Regions from separate parts of the Homo sapiens genome. Here regions 2 and 3 are each linked to region 1. A link is an interaction called in ENCODE POLR2A ChIA-PET data of the cell type or tissue named here. Cell type or tissue: A673. All regions are shown on one strand. Region 1 overlaps NT5C2 (5'-nucleotidase, cytosolic II). Region 2 overlaps LOC105378457 (a long non-coding RNA gene). Region 3 has its middle 22 kb from the start of INA.

Region 1 (2,500 bases):
TTCAATCTCTGCCTCTACCTCCACTCTCGGACTGGTAGCACTGCTTATTAATCTTTTAATTCATGCAGATGATACCTCTTCACTGAGAAAAATGAAAGAGAAAGAATAATAAAATCACTTACCCTTCCTTAGACATTCTCAAAGATCTACTTCCTCTGGATGAGAATACAGGATCAACAAACAAGCTTCACTGATCTCTTGAGAACTGTAGCTCATTTGTTAAAGCACAGAGAACTCAGGCCCTGAGAGGCCCAACAAATTTGGGCACAATGCCGAACCCTAACTAGGCAATATCTCAGTGACCAATATCCTCAGCTTTAAATACTTGAAAACTTAAGAATAATTTTTTTAAAAATTTCAAGACTAGGAAAAATAACTAATGGCCTGAACTGTTTAAGGCTGGCCAGTTAAGGAAGGAGACAATCCAAATGGCAAGTTCCTGTAAGAGACAGGAATCGTTACTGGCAAACACAGAAAAAGCAAATTTACCCCCTAATGAGGCCCTCCAACAGTACGCAAACAATGTGAGTTTCACAGAATCAAGCAGCCCTGGTCGGTCAAAATCATTTTTAGTTTACTCTGGGAGCAAAAAACACAGGATAAATAATTTTATGTTTTAATTATTAGTGTAGTTATTTCCTCCCTCAGAAAATAAACAATGTGAATTACAAGAGAAGGAAGTATGTGCAGATCATATTACAGGAGGAACCTAAAGTATTTCCACAGCGAGGTATTTTTTTTTCTGACTTCATTAACTGCTTTTAAACAAAACATCTGCGTTCACAAATATTTCACTTAATCGCCTGAAAATTTCAGCTCATGTGAAAAGATATTTACAGATCTTTGGCATATGGGGGATAAATCCAGAACATTCTAAAGGTTAATTCCAAATCTCAGAGCAAACTGAGCTTTGAAAAAAAAGAATCTGTAACATTCCTGCCTCCCGACCAATATAATGCATAGGGATTATGCAACAGGGGAAGAAATAAATAAGTCTGCTAAAGTCTAAGAACATTGAGATGGCAAATCCTCCTCACGGTGATTCAAATTAAAAATAAAATACATATACCTTAAAGAACTACTACTTGAATTAAGGCTTAAAATTTTTAAAAGCTTTATCCCTTTAAATATTACCTAAATATCTTACCATAAAGGTTTCTTTTTGTTATTAAAATGTTTAAATAGTTACTAAGTAATTAAAAGCACTACTAAATACTATAAATTCAAAATAAAATTAAGGGATAAAAGACTTTAAGGTAGAAAAAATAAAAAAGAAAAAACAAAAGAAAATTATTTTCAGTTTATTTAGAAAAGCAGTATGGTGTAATGGAAAGAGAATGGGCACTAGAAGAACTAAGGCTTAAATTCCAGCTCCTCCACTTTCTGGCTTTGGAACTTTGAATAAGTTACTTAACCTAAGCCTGAGCGTTTTAATCTATAAAAGGGAAGATAACATCTGGTAGGGATGTTGTCTGTCACATGTAAGCGCTCCAAGAACTATTACTGAGGGTAGGGGAACAGGAAAAGCAACTGGATTATCAGGCATTGCCTCATTAATATATCTCATGGGAAATACTTTTTTAAAAAATCTAAATCTCAAGTTTTACACAAATATGAAGGATTTCCATTGACTATCCTCAAAGCAAATTCCATAACTACAAGAATACAAATTGAATATGGAAAAATGATCTAATCCTTAAGGGTGCCAACTTCCCATGGATTCCCTAGATTTTCAGCTTGTGGTATCACAGCTCAGTGCAGTGGAAATAAATGTAATTACTATTTTAAGACTTTACTATTGGCAAAGAGAAAGGAAAACAAAAATTATCACTTGAACTGAGGGTACACACTTACAGAAGCTTCCTGTGCAAAAGGTAAGGCATTGTCTAAAGATGATTAGCTCTTTCAAACTCCATGCATACATTAAACAAATATTTACTGAATGTCTGTGTGCCAGATACCAGTGATACAAAGATAAACTTGGAAGTCCTTGATTTTAAGAAGCTAGTGAGAAGGTCCATTCAAAAGTAGCTATGAAGTAGTGTGTTAATAGTAGTATTAGAGATACGCACAACAGAGAGGGACATATAGATCCTCTTGGCTGAGTCTTAGAGATAGGATGAGATACTGTTTTTTAAAAACTGACACTGTGCTAAGCTCTTTATTTATTACCTCATCTAATCTTTGCAATAACTCTATGAGGTAAAGTTATTCCAGTTTAAAAGATTACAAAATTAAAATTTACAAAACTTAAATGCTGGGATTCTAAAGAAATGGAACAATCCAAAATGCCAACCCTAGCCCCAAGCTCTTAATCACCAGGCTAAAAGTATTAGCAGCAGGCTAAGAGGAAAAGAAGAGGTCTCCAACAGAAGAGGAACCATGAACAAAAAGCAAAATGACATAAACATCATGATGTGTGAATAAAAACAAAGCTATGAGCCCGGGAGGTCAAGGCTGCAGTGAGCCATGATCACACCACTGCACTCCAGCCTAGGTG
Region 2 (2,500 bases), 1.4 Mb before region 1:
CTCAGCCCGCCCCTAGGCCCTCGCAGCCAGCACCAACTCTGGGACGGAGTGGCAGGGGGCCTTTTGGCTGAGAGAAGCCCAGTCCTCCTCCATTTTCTGGGCCTTGCAACAGCTCCCTGCTTGTTTTCCCCGAAATAAATGGGCTGAGCATATTGGGCCGGCAATAACCCCTTGAAATCAGTTGTTATCACAGTTAACAACCAGTTTGGCTTCAGTTCAGGCTGTTAACTATCAAACCACTAAGTGCCGGTAATGATTGATTCTTGGCCAGTTGCAGCTTGAGTGGGCTGTAAAACCCCGTTAGTGAGGGCTCTGTGGAGGCAGCGGCTCAAAGATAAACAAGTTGATGGGTGCTCTAGCCTGGCCTAGCCCCAGTGCTCTGGGCGCAGCTCCCATGGGTCCCTGGCCTGGGGTCCTACTGGGAGTCAACCTCTTCCCAAAGCTGCAGGCAACCTCAAGGACCAGGTCCCACCCTTCTGTCCCCCTCCACCTCACCTTTCCCTATTCAGGTGTCTCTTTCTAGAAGGCAGGTCTGGCTCTCTGGAGAGCTCCCTTCTTCTTCCAAGATGTAAACATGGCACAATCCCATTGCCACCACCCTGGAGGACTCAGGCCTCCCCAACCTGGGGGCATGAGGATTAGCTTTAGCCAGTGACCAGCCTCGGCCCAGCCTGGCCCCACGTTGTGGCCAGGATCACAGGCAGAGAGCCTGACATTCCACCCCCTGCCCCAGACTCCCTCCTACTCAGTGCCTTCCCCCAGGAATTGCTCTCAAACAAATGAAATGTGGGTAATTACTGGGCTAGGGGCTGGACAGGAGACCGTGCAGATGAAAGCGTTTCCTGGACGGTCCCTTCATTTGCATGGCATCAGAAGCTGCTCAGAAGGTGTGACTTTTCCCACAGTGAGACCCCAGCTCCTTGCACAATAAAGCCAGGCTGCTTACCCAGAATTAATTAAAGGGGGAAGGGAGCAGAGGAGGAGGCGCTAAGAGCTGGGGGAACTGGAAGAGAGACATCTAGGGCCCCTTCGCTACATCCAGTGTCTACGCACCAGCAGAAACCCACTCTCTCCAGAGCCCCTCACCGCCTGTGGCAGGCCACGAGAGGTGGCTGGACAGGCCAGCCTTTACTGCCGGGCTTCCCACTAAGCCTCGAAATTCCTGATCTGCCGGGGTGGGCTAAACCTGGGACTTGGGCCTGAAACTGTGGGAGGAAGCCTTGGGTTGCTCCCTACCCCAGGAGATGCCAATGGACAGAGTCCTAGAGGAGCGAGGTTTCTAGACTGGCTCAGTAGCTGGGCTGTGGGACCAGCCCAGGGCATCCACAAGGAAGGAAGCAGGAGCAGCCCTAATGGGAGGCCTCAGCGATGAAGCCTGGGCCAGCTCTGCACTCAGGAAACTGCCGTGGGGCCTGGGCTCTCCCTCGGTGTGGCAGGACACCAGTCTCACCAGTCCACACGCAAACACACACCTGCACCCTTGCCCATTCCCTTCTCTGCCCACACCATGACCTGCTCCACCACTCCCACAGCAGCCCTCCCTCCCTCCACATACGGCCTCCTGCTTCTCCCCAAGGCTATGACTGCCTTTAGTTCTGCGCTAGGCCTATGAGCTTCCCTTCTGGTGCCATCCGGTGCCCAGCTCCTCTCCCGCCAGGCCCATCCTCCGAGGTGGGCAGCCTCTTCCTGGAAGACAGTTCCCCAGGCTCCTCACCGCACCTCAGCTCAGTGCTTTCTGCCCACAGCTATCTCACCATATCACCCAAGGTTAACACTTGTCCCACATCACCATTGTCAACACCAGTCTTGGTGGTCCCCCTCCAATATGCCCCCACCTTGGACCCTGGCAGCTGCTCTTTTCTTTCATTTTCTGGAGCCTGAGTCTCAGAAAGAGCAAGTTCTGGAATCTCCAACCTGTCTCCCACATGGACCTAGGCACTCAGAGAAGCACTTTTTAAGAGGATTAAATCCATGATTACAGCTCTAGCCCTAGCACATCCATTATTTCTGGCCCTGAGGTGGCCTGGGGAAGTGTTAGCAATGACCTCTGTAAAGTGCTAGGAGGTACACATCTGAGAGCTCCAAGGACTAGCTAAGAGCCTCTTCTTGCCCCTTTCCCTGCTTCTGTCCTTGCAGGAAAACCCCTCAAGTGACAGTGATGGGGATGGTTGACAGGCAGGTGTCTTTAGGCTGGAGGGAGGCTGTGGTCAGAGCTGGCACCTGGTCATCTGCGTCTCCCAGCCGCCCACCAGCTGGGGCAAGGTTGGAGGGAGGGGCTGACCCCGGCAGGACTCACTCTCCAGCACACATTTTTAATATGCAAGTTAAATAAATATTTCAATCATTTAATAGCCACCAGTCTGATACCCACTTCTAAGAGGACTGCCCTATGTCACAGTCCTTTCCTCCCTGCCCCACCTGGGGGTGCAGTGGAGTCCCTGGCTGCCCAGCCAACTGGCCCTGGAGGTACTGGGGCCTCAGCAGCACAGGCTAGAGAAAG
Region 3 (2,500 bases), 140 kb after region 1:
GTCTCACTCTGTCACCCAGGCTGGAGTGCAGTGGTGCAATCTCAGCTCACTGAAACCTCCGCCTCCCGGGTTCAAGCAATTCTCCTGCCTCAGCCTCCTGAGTAGCTGGGATTACAGGCACACGCCACCACGCCCGGCTAACTTTTGTATTTTTAGTAGAGATGGGGTTTTGTCATATTGGCCAGGCTGGTCTCAAACTCCTGACCTTGTGATCCGCCCACCTCGGCCACCCAAAGTGCTGGGATTACAGGCATGAGCCACTGCACCCAGCTGCGAGTTTTAAAGAAAAGAAAAAACAGAATAAAAATTTTAACAGTGAGTTACAAATACATCTGATGAGTAAATATCTCCTGGTGAAATTATAAGAACACTTATCTAAGAGTGGATAATAGGGTACACACTTTGGACAAGCTGAATTGGACAAATACATGGGTCCAAGGTGTTACTTTCAGGAATCCTAAACCAAGTCTCTGTAGGAGAGGGGATAGAGTATGTCCAGGTCGGTGTTAGCTTGGAGTCCAAAGGAAGAACTGTTGAAACTAGGTAAGAATGCATCTGACTGAAGCAGCAGAGAAAGGCAGTGCAGAGGAAGGAGAGTGACGCCCAAGGTCAGCGGGAATGGCTGAGATCTATATTACAGAGAAAACGGGATGGCATTAAAGGAGAAACGAGAAAACTGCTAAGCACTCATTCTGCCAAATTAAAACTACCACGAATGGCCAGGCACAGTGGCTCATGCCTGTAATCCCAGCATTTTGGGAGGCCAAGGAGGGCAGATCACCTGAGGTCAGGAGTTTGAGAGCAGCCTGGCCAACATAGTGAAACCCCGTTTCTACTAAAAATACAAAAATTAGCCGGGTGTGGTGGTGAGTGCCTGTAGTCCCAGCTACTCGGGAGGCTGAGGCAGGAGAATTCCTTGAACCTGGGAGGCAGAGGCTGCAGCCGGCTGAGATTGTGCCACTGCACTTTAGCCTGGGTGACAGAATGAGACTCTGTTTCAAAAAAAAAAAAAAAAATTAAAAAAAAAAATAAAACTACCATGAACTATTCCTCTGGGCATCTTTGCTTAATATTACCTCAGATAGGGATTAGGCAAAAACAAAAGGACCTGCAAATTGTCCCAATCAAACAAATCTTTCTTTAGCCATTGAAGTTAGGCTCTAGAATCTGTACTTCATATGCTCTATTGCAAACTTTTGTGCAGATTTGGGTATCTAGTTTTGTTTCTGTTTCTGTTCCTAGTAAAAACTCCTTTTGAAAAAACTTTCAACCAGGCGCAGTGGCTCATGCCTGTAATTTCAGCACTTTAGGAGGCTGAGGCAGGAGAATTGCTTGAACCTAGGCGGCAGAGGTTGCAGTGAGCTGAGATCGAGCCACTGCACTCCAGCTTGGGAGACAGAGTGAGACTCTGTGTCAAAAAAAAATTAATAAAATAAAAAACCTTCATCTCAGCTAAACTAAATGCATGGTGCTGGTGGTGACAATAAGACTAACACATGTATCCGGGCCTTGTGCACCTTCAGCAGAGATAAAGTGAGAACAGGTAAGTGGGGGAATCAGAGTGAATCAAGACTGGGCATTTGAGCCTGACATGGTGGCTCATGACTGTAACCCCAGCACTTTGGGATGCTGAGGTGGACAGAAACCCCAACTCCACTAAAAATACAAAAATTAGCCAGGCATGGTGGCAGGCACCTGTAGTCCCAGTTACTCAGGAGGCTGAGGTGGGGGAGGATTCCTTGAGCGGGGAAGATGGAGCCTGCAGTGAGCTGAGATCATGCCACGGCACTCCAGCCTGGGAAACAGAGGGAGACCTTATCTCAAAAAAAAAAAAAAAAAAAAAAAAAAAGCTGGGTGTGGTGGCTCATGCCTGTAATCCCAGCACTTTGGGAGGCTGAGGCAGGCGGATCATGAGGGTCAGGAGTTCGAGACCAACAACAACAACAACAACAACAAAAGACTGGGCGTTTTTTTTTTTTTTTTTTTTTTTAAGGAGACAGAGTCTCACTTTGTCACCCAGGCTGGAGTGTGCAGTGCAGTGGCATGATTGTAGCTCACTGCAGCCTTGACCTCCTGGGCTCAAGCAATCTCCTTGCTTCAGCCTCCCAAGTAGCTGGGATCAGAGGAGCACACAACCACGACTAGCTAATTTTTTTTTTTTTTAAACGGAGTCTTGCTCTGTCGCCCAGGCTGGAGTGCAGTGGCGTGATCTCCGCTCACTGCAAGCTCCGCCTCCCTGGTTCACGCCATTCTCCTGCCTCAGCCTCCTGAGTAGCTGGGACTACAGGCGCCTGCCACTATGCCCGGCTAATTTTTTGTATTTTTAGTAGAGATGGGGTTTCACCGTGTTAGCCAGGATGGTCTTGATCTCCTGACCTCGTGATCCGCCCACCTTGGCCTCCCAAAGTGCTGGGATTACAGGAGTGAGCCACCTCGCCCGGCACAACTAGCTAATTTTTATTTTTATTTTTTGAGACAGGATCTGCCTCTGTAACCCGGG

What was found. ChIA-PET counts read pairs that join two places held together with the same protein. Peaks named below come from ENCODE experiments on the same cell type or tissue, not always from the same donor. Only the 100,000 strongest peaks of a DNase experiment are listed, where the experiment ranks them.
Region 2: POLR2A ChIA-PET joins it to region 1 with 18 read pairs; 2 of 35 experiments call an interaction of 5 or more read pairs at or near these places.
Region 3: POLR2A ChIA-PET joins it to region 1 with 11 read pairs; 5 of 35 experiments call an interaction of 5 or more read pairs at or near these places.

What each region holds. Positions count from the first base shown.
Region 1 is chr10:103,153,169-103,155,668 of GRCh38, forward strand. All of the region lies in intron 3 of NT5C2 (5'-nucleotidase, cytosolic II), which reads right to left. Among named protein-coding and RNA genes, the nearest start is that of NT5C2, 39 kb to the right of the region's middle. In A673, no CTCF peak of the experiment used is centred here; DNase peaks (open chromatin) are centred at 243, 473 and 1,443; H3K4me3 peaks cover 1,124 bases; H3K27ac peaks cover 2,493 bases.
Region 2 is chr10:101,767,518-101,770,017 of GRCh38, forward strand. All of the region lies in intron 1 of LOC105378457 (a long non-coding RNA gene), which reads left to right. Among named protein-coding and RNA genes, the nearest start is that of FGF8, 7.3 kb to the right of the region's middle. RefSeq lists enhancers at 1-152, 1-1,119. In A673, no CTCF peak of the experiment used is centred here; no DNase peak of the experiment used is centred here.
Region 3 is chr10:103,297,806-103,300,305 of GRCh38, forward strand. No RefSeq gene overlaps it. Among named protein-coding and RNA genes, the nearest start is that of INA, 22 kb to the left of the region's middle. In A673, no CTCF peak of the experiment used is centred here; no DNase peak of the experiment used is centred here.